Linked DNA regions of Mus musculus: region 2 is linked to region 1. Evidence: chromatin contacts called from ENCODE Hi-C or POLR2A ChIA-PET data. All regions are on one chromosome and are shown on one strand. Each heading gives the region's core, a stretch centred on a gene start or an enhancer-like site at or near the end of the contact. The rest is flanking DNA. Distances are from core to core; before and after follow the strand shown. Region 1 holds the start of Pik3r2 (phosphoinositide-3-kinase regulatory subunit 2). Region 2 holds the start of Ano8 (anoctamin 8).

Evidence for each region. A loop is a pair of places that touch in the nucleus more often than their neighbours do. ChIA-PET counts read pairs that join two places held with the same protein, here RNA polymerase II (POLR2A).
Region 2: a loop to region 1 is called in a map of regulatory T cell, with 2.6 times the contacts of the local background. The contact joins the promoter of Ano8 here to the promoter of Pik3r2 in region 1. A Hi-C loop is called at or near these places in 1 of 37 maps with a recorded cell type or tissue (regulatory T cell). POLR2A ChIA-PET finds 5 or more read pairs at or near these places in 1 of 5 experiments (Patski).

The regions. Positions count from the first base shown.
Region 1 is chr8:70,771,593-70,778,197 of GRCm38, forward strand. Pik3r2 (phosphoinositide-3-kinase regulatory subunit 2) reads right to left here and starts at 5,120. Exons shown (of 16, transcript NM_008841.3): 1 at 5,015-5,120; 2 at 3,064-3,760; 3 at 1,011-1,103; 4 at 760-810; 5 at 541-672; 6 at 241-439. The coding sequence starts at 3,385. 2010320M18Rik (RIKEN cDNA 2010320M18 gene) reads left to right here and starts at 5,270. Exons shown (of 1, transcript NR_029440.1): 1 at 5,270-6,014. Mast3 (microtubule associated serine/threonine kinase 3) reads right to left here. Exons shown (of 26, transcript NM_199308.2): 26 at 6,525-6,605.
Region 2 is chr8:71,484,485-71,490,978 of GRCm38, forward strand. It overlaps Ano8 (anoctamin 8), which reads right to left and starts at 1,583. Exons shown (of 17, transcript NM_001164679.1): 1 at 1,270-1,583; 2 at 516-626; 3 at 265-397; 4 at 1-88. The coding sequence starts at 1,375. Gtpbp3 (GTP binding protein 3) reads left to right here and starts at 4,244. Exons shown (of 9, transcript NM_032544.4): 1 at 4,244-4,356; 2 at 4,587-4,834; 3 at 4,944-5,030; 4 at 5,851-6,053; 5 at 6,411-6,483. The coding sequence starts at 4,304.

The sequences.
Region 1 (6,605 bases), core at 3,870-6,369:
AACCCTGCCCACACAGCCACCCCCTGCCCTGCTCCCTTTCACTTAGGGATCCAGTCTTTCTGCCCTATACAGCAGCTCTCCCTGACCCCACCTACCTTAAAGACCCCAAAGCTTTTGGTCCCACTGGCTGTTCCCATCCAGGAAAACTACTTTTTCCCTTCCATCATTTCTGGGACCCATCCCACACAGTGATGCCCATACCCACCAAGCCACACCTCGTCGCAGGCTCCACCCACTCACCCATCACCCTCGCCCCCTGACGGAGGTATGCGCAGCAGTAGCGGCCCGAAGGCACTGGCCAGTGCATGGACAGCTGTATCTGGCGAGGGTGCTCTGCGGGCCACACGACCCAGGTGTTGCAGCAGGAAACGCAGTGTGAGAGCCTGGTGCAGCGGCAGTGTTGGGGGTTCCAGCACCAGCCCCACGGGGCCTGCAACCTCTGCGGGCAGAGACAGACAGCCAGAGCCAGTCAGTTGGGCCAGTAACCACACGGGTATCCACCCCAAGGTCCCTTGCCCACCCTGCTCTGCCAGGCTTTACCTCGAAGTGCCCGGTACGCCTCTGCTGCAGCTTCAGGGGTCACCACAGCTGCAGGCAACGCCAGCAGGAAGCCCTTAACAGCATCATACAAGGCGGTGCGGTCCCACTGCTCCAAGTCACTCAGGGACCAGTCTGCAGGTATGGCAACGCATCACAGTCCAGCCTGGTGAATGTGCCTGCCCCTCCCATCACCACGGGAAAGTCAGCAGGATCCCTAACCTGTCCGTGTTGCGGGCAGCTCCGGCTTACTGTAGCATTCACTGTCCAGCTCTGGGAGAAGGGGACTCACGTGACTGACCAGCATATGTAACATGGGGCCCAGGACACCTCCCTCCCTATTAGGTGTCACCCTTTCCCCCCAGCCAACAAGGAAACCCACAGCATCCCAGCTCTGCCTCTGTCCATGAAAAGACCAGGCTGGAGCCCCGCCCCCCCCCGCCCCCCCCCCACACACTCAGGCTGGACCTCACCTGCTTGCTCAATGGCTTCCACCAGCTTCACCAGAATCGGGGGAGCAGGGTCAGGTGGGGAGAACTGCTCTGCCAGGTCTGGGAGTATGTGGCCTGGAAGGAAGGGGCAGGGCGTGAACACTCATGCCCTCTATGCCTGCAAGACTGTGCAGCCGCCCAGCTTGGGAACCCAGGGCACAGGGAGCGCTGTGTCAGTGGGAGTTATTTCCGAAGTTTACCACAAGGAATCTGCAAGCCCAGGGATAGTGGAGGACACGAAGGACGGTAAGAGCTCAGTGCAAGGTGTGGGAGTGGACAGCCATCACTCCAGCACTCTGGGGATGAAGGCAGGAGGCCTGTGTTATACAGAACCTGTCTCCAAAAGCAAAAGAGGTGACAGTGCAGACGGCTTCTGTATTCAACTGGAACCGCCAGAGAAGCCCACACCAGCCCTCTTCACTTCAGACGCCTGGCCTCTACAAACATGCGGCTGCACCTATGAGGTCTCGAGATGACTCATGAGGCAGCGAGCAAAGCTCACACAGGCGTTGGCTCTACTACGGTCAGCTGTGCAGCCCCGACCTCAGGGATCACCACTCTGGGCTTTACACTTCAAAGAAAATTGCCAGACTGGAGTATCTTTTTGTTTTAGATTTTATTTTGAGACAGGGTCTCAGTATATAGATCAGGCTGGCCTGGAACTCCCAAAGATCCTCCTGCCTCTGCCTCCTAGAGTGCTGGGCTTAAAGGCCTGGGCCACCAAGTCTGATGCTCTTTTGTTTGGCTTTGAATCAGAGACCTACTATGTAGCCCTAGTGGCCTCAAACCCAAAGCAATTTTCTGGTTGGGATTACAGGCATCCCCACACCTGGCTTCCACCCTCCCCCACCGCAGCTTCCAGGCCCAGCCCCCTTCCAGTAGTGCCTGGTTCCCATGTAGGGCCTTTTGTGCACAGGTGTCTGGCTGGCCTTGGCAAGGCTCTGCCTGCCCCTACCATCTGGGTTGGCTCTGGCCCTCGGCAGGGATGCCCTGGCATGCAGGAGAGGCAAGCCAGGGCCTGCGGGGCCTCTCTGAGTGGAGCTGGCCCAGCTGTATGGAAAAAAAAAAAAGAAAGAAAAAGAAACAACCTCCCCAAACCTGTAGGAGAGGAGAGGAGGTGGGCAGCACCCTGCCAGCAGGGGAGGGCGGATACAACAGCCAGGGACCCCAATGCCAAACGGAGGCCCCACTGGTAAAAGCCTCACCCCCTTCGAGATGCAGGAGGAGCTGGCTGAGTGGTTCCAGGTGGTTCTTCAGGACTCGGAGGTGCGGCCTTTGCTGGTGGGGAAACTGAGCCTGCAGAGGGCCGCCCTCAGTCCTGAAGGTTTGAGGGTGAGGCGGGGCATTTGAGATGGCTGGACCTTGGCCAGCCTGGGGAGGGAGGCGGCTGTTACTGGGGCAGCCACAGGCTCTGGCTGTGAGCCCGGATGGGCTGGGGCCCTGCAGCTCTCAGGGCCAGGCCTGGGCTCTGGGGACGCCAGATGCTGCGTGGCCTGAGCCAACCTCCCAGGCCTCAGCTGTGCTGCAGATCCACCCACCCCAAGTGAGGGGCTACAGCCATGTAACTGTCTGCATTAGACATCGAAGCCACATAGCTAGTCTTAGAACATTCTGTGATCCTCCTGCCTCAGCCTTCTCAATGCTGGGATTACTGGCATGCACCTCCACTTCCGGCTGCCTGATTGTCTTCAACAGGTTTGTGGGGTCCTTGCCTCCCACTCTGCAGCACACTAAGGCCAGACATCCCACCTTTTCTGGCATTATGGCTCAGTAAGAACAAGGTTAGAAGCTCACATAGGGGCCTTTGCAGGAGTTGTGCTCTGTGCCTGGAGGGCCTAAGCCCTCAACTCCTCACCACTCTGGTCACCAGAGTGACACATTCTCACTTCCTGAATAAGAAGCCTGACCAGGACCTGGCTCCAGGGGTGAGCTCACTGACAGCAGCGTCCCAACACAAGTACCCTACATTCACCAGAGAAAAGAGACCACAGAACAGTCTGAGTGGACTCATTCCTTCTCCACGGTGTCTGCTCACCTGACTCAGAAGATCCATCCAAGGGCCTGGCGGGCAACGGACGGGGCCCCCGTGGGCGAGGGCCTGGTCGAGCCAGAGCCACGGGTCCTAGGAACTCCACGTATGTCCCGGGGAAGTCCCCTCGCTGTCGGGTGCGCTCGTTGAAGCCAGGCATCCAGCCCACATTGTGTGGGCAGCGCTCTCCTCCATCAGCCACACCAAGTGCCTGTAGGGCCACCCGGCTCACCACCAGGAGGTCCCCAGGGAGCAGCTCCAGGTCTTCAGGCCGCTCCCGGCGGAATGGGTACACAGCCCTGTACTGGAAGCCCTCGGCTCCTGCCATGGCTGGCCTGGGGGGTTCTGGACCGTCAGCTGGCTCCCCGGGGCTCTAGGGACCCCATGGGCTGGTGCGGCCTGTGTGGTGGGCTTGTAGACCTCTACTTCCAGAAGTCACAGGCGACCTCGGGGGCCGCACATGCCTAGATGGCCATCTGTCACAGAGGCCACCATTTAGTCACCTGTGCAATGATGTTCCTGGTGTTTTCTCAAATTATTTGGCTTGTGTCACCCATCAGATGGTCAAGCTGGGATAGGTGGATCACTCCTTCATTAGCTGGGCTGTGGGTGCCCAGGCTTACTGGCTCTTCAAGATGTGCCTGACACCAGACGAAGGGACCCAGACCACAGGCTGCTACCATGCTCAGCCGGGAACACCAGCCTAAAGGACATGGACAAGGCGGAGTGAGCCAGGACAGAATCCCCCAGTGACCTTGGGGCTGGCCCCTGTCCCACTACTGATTAGTCTCCCCATCCGAGAGGCCACACTGACAGCCTTTCTTCGGGGTGCTGGGAGCTGAATGCTTTGCTGTCCCCACTAGGGTTGTGGGAACTGAAGTTCAGAGCTCTCTGAAGAACCCCACTCATCAGGAGGAAGCCAACCACAGATGCACCCAAGTTCAAGGCAGGAACAAAGACAGTGACCACATGGCCAGTTAGACTTGGGGTTATTGGGGAACCCCAAGAAGGGGTTGAACACCTGAGCAGTGGACATGGCCTATCAAGAGCTGTGGCCTGGGTGGGCATCCAAGGAAACAGAAGCCTTGGTTCCTGCAGGGGAGGTTGAGACAGGGTGCAGGGGTGTCCCCAGCTTGCCTTAGCCTGGGGCTCTCTGGTGATGCAAGAGAGGGGAGGTGTCAAGAAGAACCATGGTCACCTTAGTGCCACAGTAGGATGGGGACAGGAGCTGGACACCCCACATTGGGTCCTAGCCTGGGTCCCCATTCCAGCCTGCAGTTGGGTCTTCTGTGCATCCTCCTGGGGGAGCAAGGCTGACAGGTCCTCGTATAGGGACAGGGCAATGCATAGACAGACCGGTTCCTGCAAAGGCCCGATGGTGGAAGACGCCTGTCTAGGATGCAGAGGCTTTCAGAAAGAAGCCATGAAAAAGGCGTTTAGCGTGCCAAGGGGAGGGTCTGGGCTTCATCCCCAGATCTCGGGGACCCGGTGCAGGTGTCCTAGAGGGACTTAAGGCTTTGTGGTCCAGGGTATCCGGTGTGACTCACTGTCCGGCCTCTTGTGGCCTGCATGTTATAGGTAGGGAAACTGAGGGTCGGAGAGGCCTCTCCTAAGAAAGCCACCCGTCTGCCCGCCCCCGTGCCGAGCACGTCTGCACACCATGGGGGGAGGGTATCGCGGAACCCCCAATGCAAAAGGAGGGGCCTACGATGCACGCATAGTCTGTGTGCTCACACAGACGGGCCCCTAGACCCTCGTGCACCCCGAAGACCCCTGGACGACGGAAGTGGCCGGATCCGGGGTCGTGTCCCGCTCTCCGCCCCGTTGCGGGCGGGGACCTCCCGGCCTTAGAGACCCTGTCTCTACCCCGCAGGCTGCACAGCCCCACGCTCAGCTCGGAGCCCGGTTTTGTGCGGCTCCTTCTCTCCTCGGGTCCTCCCCACCACCATCGACTCACCCACTCCGGCCGCCGTCGCCACCACCACGACCGCCGCCGCCGTCGCCGCAGCCGCGGGATCCCTGCGTCAGCCACCGTCGCCGCGGTTCCAAGCCTTCGGGCCCGCCCCCAGGCGGAAATAGCCGAGCGCACTCGGGTCGGGAGGGCGGGCCTTTCCCCCCACACGAGGCGGAGCCCGAAGACCGAGGCACGCGGGCAAGCCTCCGGAAGCTGCCGAGTGTGCTCCCGCGGGAATGGGAGGCTGGGCTTTGCCACGAGACAGCCGAGGCTGGTCGGAGACAGCCGAGCACGGCCGTCGGAGGCTCACGAAAACACTAGAAAGCGGAAGGGTCGGGAACGCATTCGGTCCGAAGCTGGGCTCGGTGGACTTGGGACTCTGAGATACCCGAGCCATTCCGGAAGCAGCAGAACGTGCCATAACAGGGGTTTGTTTGTGTTTTTTACGAAGTCGTGAACCTGCCAGACCGCGGAATGTGTCTGGGAGGAACCGAACGACCTCAACTCCAGGCCTTGGGAGTTGACTCGGAGGCCGCCGATAGCTTCCGGAAATTGCCGAAGGTCCACTGGACGAGCTCGGCAGCTGTACCCTCAATGGAGAGCCGCTGGTGGAAGGAATGGAAGGCGAAGGCACTGCCATGACAACCCTAGGCGTCCGGAAACAGCCGAAGTGTCTCCGGCCCAACACGCGCGAGAATGCGGCTTATCAGCGTCCGGAAGCGAGATTGTTTCCGGAAATACGGACAGACTCTGGCGAGACGGAGAGAACCAGAAGTTGCCGAGCTTGTTCGGCTGATTTCCGAGGGATTCATTTATCTATTTTAGCTCACCGCAAAGACTAGGGTAGAAAATTGGGACGGAGGGGTTGCAGCGAGAGTTCGGCAGTTAAGCATGCTCACTGCTCTTGCACAGGATCCAGGTTCAGTAAATTACAGCCGCGTATAACCCGACTGGAATTAAAAGCAAGAGCTATGACGCCCAGCGTTTTGGATTTTTCCTTTTTAAGATTTTGTGTTTTTCTTCATGTTCAACTGTGCGCCTTGTGAGTACCTGGTGTCTGTGGAAGTTAGAAGAGACATCGGATGCTCTAGAACTTGAGTTACGGCTGTGAGCTGCCATGTAGGTGCTGGGAATACAACCTGGGTCCTCTAGAAGAGCAGCCAGTGCTTTTAATCATTGATTCCTTTGGCTTTATTATTTGAAACAGGGTCTTGTTATTAGCCCAGGCTGTATCTGAACTCATGATCCTTCTGCTTCGTGCCTCCCCACGCCCCCACCTCCAAGTGTTAGGATTACATGTGTATACAGCCATGCCTGGAAACACTTCATTTTAGAGATGAGATTTTGCCCTATTGCCCTAGCCAGGATCCCAGCCTGCTAGGTAGCTGGGATGCAGGCTGGCTTGGATTAAGTGTTTAACCAAACCCCTATACAGCCAACAAAACTCACTTAGATGATATCGAGCCATCAGTTTTTCCCTACCCCCAGCCACTCACAAATGCACACACCAGTATCAGATGTCTTCATGGGACTTTATTTGATGCCAGCTCCAAGATGGGTAGAGGGCTACTCATGCACAGCCTTGGTCTCCCTT
Region 2 (6,494 bases), core at 333-2,832, 710 kb after region 1:
CTCTTCGCAGGAGAAGCTGCGGGTGCCCCCTCCAAATTCGGCCTTCACGGCCTTGCGCAGACCCAGCTCATCGGCCCCACGGAGCAGGCTGCGGGCAGGACAGGGCATAGTGGGCTCACCATGGGACTCCTGGCTTACCATTCCCAAGCTAAGGACTGTGCGAGAGCCACATCTTAGGACAAACGAATAGTTAGCACAGTTGGTCTTCAGAGGGGCAAGGAGCCGGGTGACAGGGCCAGAGGGAGGTAGAGGCAGGGGACTCGCCTCTCGTATGTGGCGGTGACAAAGAAGGCATAGGCACGCGTGTGGCGGTGGTGGCGAACTTGCACGATCAGCTCGGGAATGCCCACCCGGATGTGATTCAGCAGCCACAGCAGCGTGTGGTCATCAGTGGTGTCTGCCAAGGGGCATAGGGGCCAATGGGTCTTGCCTCGAGAGGTGCCCACAAGGGCCTCCACATTTCCACCGAGGCGGTAAAGGCAGCATCCGGGCCCATGGCAGACAGGTGTGGATACCTGGGAAGGTCATGAGCACGTCGCAGTCCTCAGTGGGCACTGTCTTCATCCATGCCTTGTGGGACACCAGGTAGCGGCCAGCCTGCAGGAGCCTCTTCCCAAATAGTTTATCTATGGGGCAGCGTGGCAGGCTGGGCTGAGATCAGGCCCCTTCAGGGACTGACTCGGCCCTCATTAGAGCTCTCAAGGGCTAGGCACCCATAGCCTGGGCTTGCTCTCTTCTCTCCTGCATCAGCCAGGCCCTTCCCCCTAGGTCCTGCCTTAAGAATCTTACTCATGGTTGAGGCCCAACCCTGCCTCCCAAACCACAATTGGTGGGGTGCCCACAAGCTGCCTTGAGTGCTTCTTGGTATGAAAGAACGGTCCTTAAAGCAGGCGCAGAGTGCAGTCCTTCCTCCCATTTCACAGGTCACCAAACTGAGGCCCAGAGACTATCCACGAGCTCAAGGTCACCCAGCCAATATGGGATTTGAACCCAGGACCCTAATCGCCCTGTTTCCCTGTGCTGGGAGTCTCCAGGTGGCGAGGCTCACACGGGCCAGGCTGGGGCCATCAGAGGGGCGTGTCCACGTTCCTGCACTGGGGACCCCCGGTGCAGACCCATTGACCAACCCCGCGCCCTGCGCCGCAGCTGCAGCACTACGAGGAGCAGCCTCTGGGCCACACGCTAGGGTGTGTGACCCTGAACGGCGTCTCCTGCAGCCCCTGCCTGCACCCTGTACACCTGTCTCGGTGCCACCCGCAGCAAACATACCCAGTACTCCAGACGCAGGCGCCGCAGGCTCGCCCTCGGGAGGGGGCCTCTTGCCCCGCTCCCCCTCCAGGGTCACGTCCCCGGCGCCCGAAGCCGCCTCGGCCATGGCGAGGACAGGGCAGGTTAGGGGCCGCGGGACGCCCGGGCGCTGGGGGGCCACGGGCTCATGAGGACCGGAGTGGCACCACCGAGCGCGCCGGAGGAGGAGACAAAGGCCTCTCTCGCCCGCCCGCGCAGCCCGCCGTCCCTGCGCTCCACTTGCTTGTCGTCCCCGCCCAAGCCAAACCTCAATTCTTCTTCCTAGTCTCAGCGCGGTCACTCTCAGTCACTCAGTCCCACCCCCACTCCCACCCCCGCCTCATCTCTGCTTCCGGTCCCCGCCCGAGTGTTTTTCCTTTTCTTCTTTCTTTCTCTCTTTCTTTCTTCCTTCCTTCCTCCCTTCCTTCCTTCCTTCCTTCCTTCCTTTCTTTCTTTTTTTGTACGCTTCCTTCTTGCCCGCCCACTTGGATCTACCGTGCTTGTTCAGGCCGACACTGAGAAGAACTTTCTTCCACCCTCAGCCCTTCAGTCTGTTTACCCATCTACAAAGTATTGAGGTCAAAGGGGTGGATTCTGAGCCGGGTGCGAGAGGGAGGACCTGGCTGAGTGACATACCTGAGAACAATACCTCAAGTACCCCAACTGGAATGTAAGTAATTATAGCAGGTCCTGCCTGCCCCCAGGGCCTTTGCACATACAGTTCAGGTTCTGAAAACATATTACTGCCCTCTGCTCCCACACAACCCTTATTACTACAATACAGCTTCCATAAAAGGATAAGGATTCAGGTGCCAAATTTATCAAATAAACACAATCTTGAGGCACTCACTGCATATAAAGGTGTTGCCACAAGTTGTACACCAATGCGGACAAGCGTCACCTCGCACACACAGATAAATGGAATAAAAGAGTCCCGCTAAAGGGCACGACTGGTGTGACTCAATCAGTAGATCGCTGGCCCAGCACGGAGCTACCAGCCCTGCACTCAAGAGGCAGAAAGATCGGGATTTCAAAGGCATCCTCAGAGGCCACATAGCAAGTTCATGATCACCCCGGGCTTCCAAGACACTGTGTCAAAAAAGGGTGGGCCAAGCTGTTGAGATGTCCCCGCGGTTAATAACACTTGTAGCTCTTCTCGAGGACCAGGGTTCGGTTCCTGCACCTACACTTGCCAGTAACTCCAGAGCCAGGGGATGCTAAATATGCCCGACACCAAAGCTTACACATCGTTAAATAACAAATAGGCCTCAAAAAATAAAGCCACTGATTAAATGAATTTCAGATATACTGGTATGTTCTGACAACTACACAAAGAAATGTTGTTTGTCTGAAACTTTTATGTTCTGGGTGATCCTAGGTGGGAAGGGAGGCTGTCAAAAGTCCAGCTTGCTGGGAAATGCTCAACCACAAAGCTAAGCCTGATACCAGATTTTTAAAGAATGTTTGTTTGTTGTGGGCAGGAGCGCTTTGGCGAGTGTATGGAGGTGAGAGGACGGACACCTGTGGAAACTGATTCTTTCCACCATGTGGGTCCAGGGGATTGAACTCAGGTCGTCAGACTTAGAAGCAAGCACCAAAACCCACAGCCCTGATCTCCCATGTTTTCCCACTTCAGAGTGGCCCACCCTGAAGTCCTGTGAGCACTTAGTAGGTAATGAGCACTTGCTCTAAACGTGTTAAGATGGAACCACGGGGGCCGGGCACTGGTGGCGCACGCTTTTAATCCCAGCACTTGGGAGGCAGAGGCAGGCGGATTTCTGAGTTCCAGGCCAGCCTGGTCTACAGAGTGAGTTCCAGGACAGCCAGGGCTACACAGAGAAACCCTGTCTCGAAAAAAACAAAACAAAAACAAACACACAAACAAACAAAAAAGATGGGACCACAGGAGATGGACAACGTCACTGTCCCTGTTTCACAGACTGAAAGTAGGGCAGATGGGAACCTGAGGGCTTTGAGACTATACTGTACCCGGCAGCACTAACTAAAGAGCGCCCGCCCGCACAAGTCGAGAACCAGAGAATTGGCAGTGCGAGGGCGCTCGCGAAGCCCCGCCCGCCCAGAACCTGGTATTCGAGCCTGCTCCTTCACCCCGCAGTTCAGTGCTGTCCCGGGTTAACCCGAAGTTAACTGGAGGCCCCAGGATGCCTATCCCGGAACACACATCGGACCTGCGGCCAACCGGGACCCCGAAGAGGGCGGGGAAGCCAGGGCTGGAGCTGGGCTGGAACCGCCAGAAAGGCTTCCTTGCCTGGGGATGGCGCCTGGCTAAAGATACTTGCCCAGGAGCTGCAGCTGGCAAAGATGGGGTAGCGGGGATCAGTGAAGAGACACAAGAAGGGCCAGGAAGAAACTTCCCAGAAGTTTGGACCAGATTTTCCCTGACCTAGGGCGTGGCTTCTCCCGGAACTCATCCCCTGCAGTCACTAAGATGCTTTGAGTTTTCTGTCTCTAACTGGGTGTAGAATACCCCGACCCCACCTCCCTCGTGATGGTGAAAGGACAACTTGCACAAGTCTGGTCTCCTTCACTAAGCTGATCCCGGGGATAGAACTCAGATTGTCAAGTTTGGCAGCAAGTGCCTTCTGCGCTGCCTTTCATGGACTTTACAGTCGGAGCGCACACATAGCTTCTTAGCTTCTCTAAGACTACGGAATGGGCACAAGGAAAAGAAGGGCTCGAACCACCGCTGAGATATATCCTGCATTTTCTTCCTCCCACTATTGTGTCAGATACCTGTTGCTCTAGGAACCGAAAACTTTGCTCTGTGTTTCCGCGGGACACTCTTGCGTTGTACACACCCGCATCCCAACTTCGTTTCCCTTGGATCAGCCAATAGGAATCAAAATCTATAGATAGAGGGCGGGACCTCCTATAGGCGATCCAATGGTAGTTGAGAGTCGTACCGCTAAGTCACACCGCAAAGGGGCAGGACTTTCTTCCCGAACTTGAAGCCCTGCGGGAGTGTCGGCCAAGGTGCTTGCAAAATTGGAAATCCATGTGGCGTGGGCTGAGCGCCCTGGTGACCCAGGCGGCGTGGGCGCCCCTCAGGTGAGTGGCACGGACCCGCTGTCACGCGCTAGACGTTGCTTTAGGACCCAGGTTTGCCCCTGAAGTTCCAGACCCCGTTCCTCCTCCCGCAGCTGCCGTGTCTTTCCAAGCCCATCGCCTGGCCACCGCTCGTACAGCTTGGGCATCAACGGGCGACCATCCCTCCGTCCATGTTCACCCCGAGGCTCGGGTTTCTGGATGCGCTTACTCGTTTCCTTTCCGATCTCCAGGCTGTGCGCACGCTGCAGCACCAGTGCAGAGTCCTTAGTCCCCAGCAGCACCATCTTCGCACTCAGCTCCGGCCAGGGACGCTGCGCCATCGCAGTGATCCGCACCAGCGGTCCAGCTAGCGGGCTCGCGCTCCGCAGCCTCACGGCGCTCCAGGAGCCGCCTCCTGCCCGCAGAGCCTGCCTGCGCCTTCTCCGCCACCCGTGCTCCGGGGAGCCACTGGACCGCTCACTCGTCCTCTGGTTCCCAGGTGAGGGGCCGGATCCGGGAGCCCACGGCGCTCGTGTCCGGGTCTCAGTCCCCTCCAGGAGTCAGCCCGGGTCGTGCCCATCCCCTAACTCTGCTTTTTTCCATACAAGGACCCCAGAGTTTCACGGGTGAGGATTGCGTGGAGTTTCACGTACACGGAGGTCCTGCGGTGGTCAGCGGTGTCTTGCAGGCATTGGGTGAGGCTCTGTTGAGTGGCACTGTTCCTGGGGGAGACTAAAAGGTATTGGAGATAGACTGCAAAACACATTGTCATTTGGGAGAAGAGATGTATCATATTAACCCAGGCCTTCTAGATGACTCTGCCAGTAAAGGTGATTGTTGCCAAATGTGAACCCGAGTGGTGAAAGGTGAGAATTGATTCCTGCAGGCTGTCTTTTGACTTCCTGGTGTCACACACACACGCAGAGACTTCAGCATGGGGAGGACTTTGAGGAAAGCTCAGACTCAAGTGCATGTTTGGTGGTAGTTGTTTGGAGGAAGTGCTAAGTCCTATTTAGGGAGTTGATGAGTAGCTGGTACGATGTACCAGCGTACAACCAGGCTTTCTGTGATTTCTGGGTGGTGGGGATAGGGAGGGTCTTGCCTTTTCAGAAAGAATTGTGTCACCTTTACTTAATGTGTGTTCATCCAACAAGTTTGCCACAGGAAGCCCCTGATGGCCAGCACTCTGTCAGTCTGGGGCCTGCGTGTGTAATCAGCACTGATGGGGAGGGGCAACTGCAGGTGACCTCAACAGCTTGCTGGCCTGGGTTCTAAGAGAGATATCTACATCCCCCAGATGGGGTGTGGTGGTCACACCCAGTAACTGACCACTGACCCATTAGGGTCCAGCCCAAAGAATCAGTGAGCTTCCTGTGATTCCTTACAGGATCAGGGGACTCTGACGAAGTTGTGTCACCTGAAAACCCACCTGGGGTTTGGTTTGTTGCTCTGCTGGCTGTTACCTGCCATTGGATGGGGACTCAGGAGCTTAGGCCTTGTGATGCTTTCCTGCAGGTAGTGTGCCAGGACTGCGGCCAGCCGAGGCCGGAGAGTTCACCAGGAGGGCATTTGCCCATGGCAAGCTGAGCCTGACTGAAGTGGAGGGACTGGCAGATCTTATCCGTGCAGAAACTGAGGCCCAGCGTCGACAGGCTCTGAGGCAGCTGGATGGGGAACTGAGCCAGCTCTGCCAGGGCTGGGCAAAGACTCTCACCAAGGCAAGCCTGCATGTTCACCCATTCATGTGTTCTCTTTTTCTCTTTAAGATTTATATTACTTATATTGTTTATGTTGTGTTTATGAGTGCTCTATTTGCTTGTATGTCTGCACACCAGAAGAGGGCATCAGATCCCATTACAGATGGTTGTGAGCAACCATATGGTTGCTGGGAATTAAATTCAGACTTCTGGAAGAGCAGCCAGTGCACTTAAACCAACAAGCCATCTCTCCAGCTCCATCCATGCATCCTTTAGAGAAAGTTCTAGGCCTGTGAGAGGCCAGTCTGGTTGTATAGATCAAACTGGAGTTAGACCTGAGACTGAGAGAGCACCTGTGACATCTCCCCTCCTCCCCAGGCTCTGGCCTATGTGGAGGCCTACATTGACTTCGGAGAGGATGATAATTTGGAAGAGGGTGTGTTGGAGCAGGGTATGTCTGGT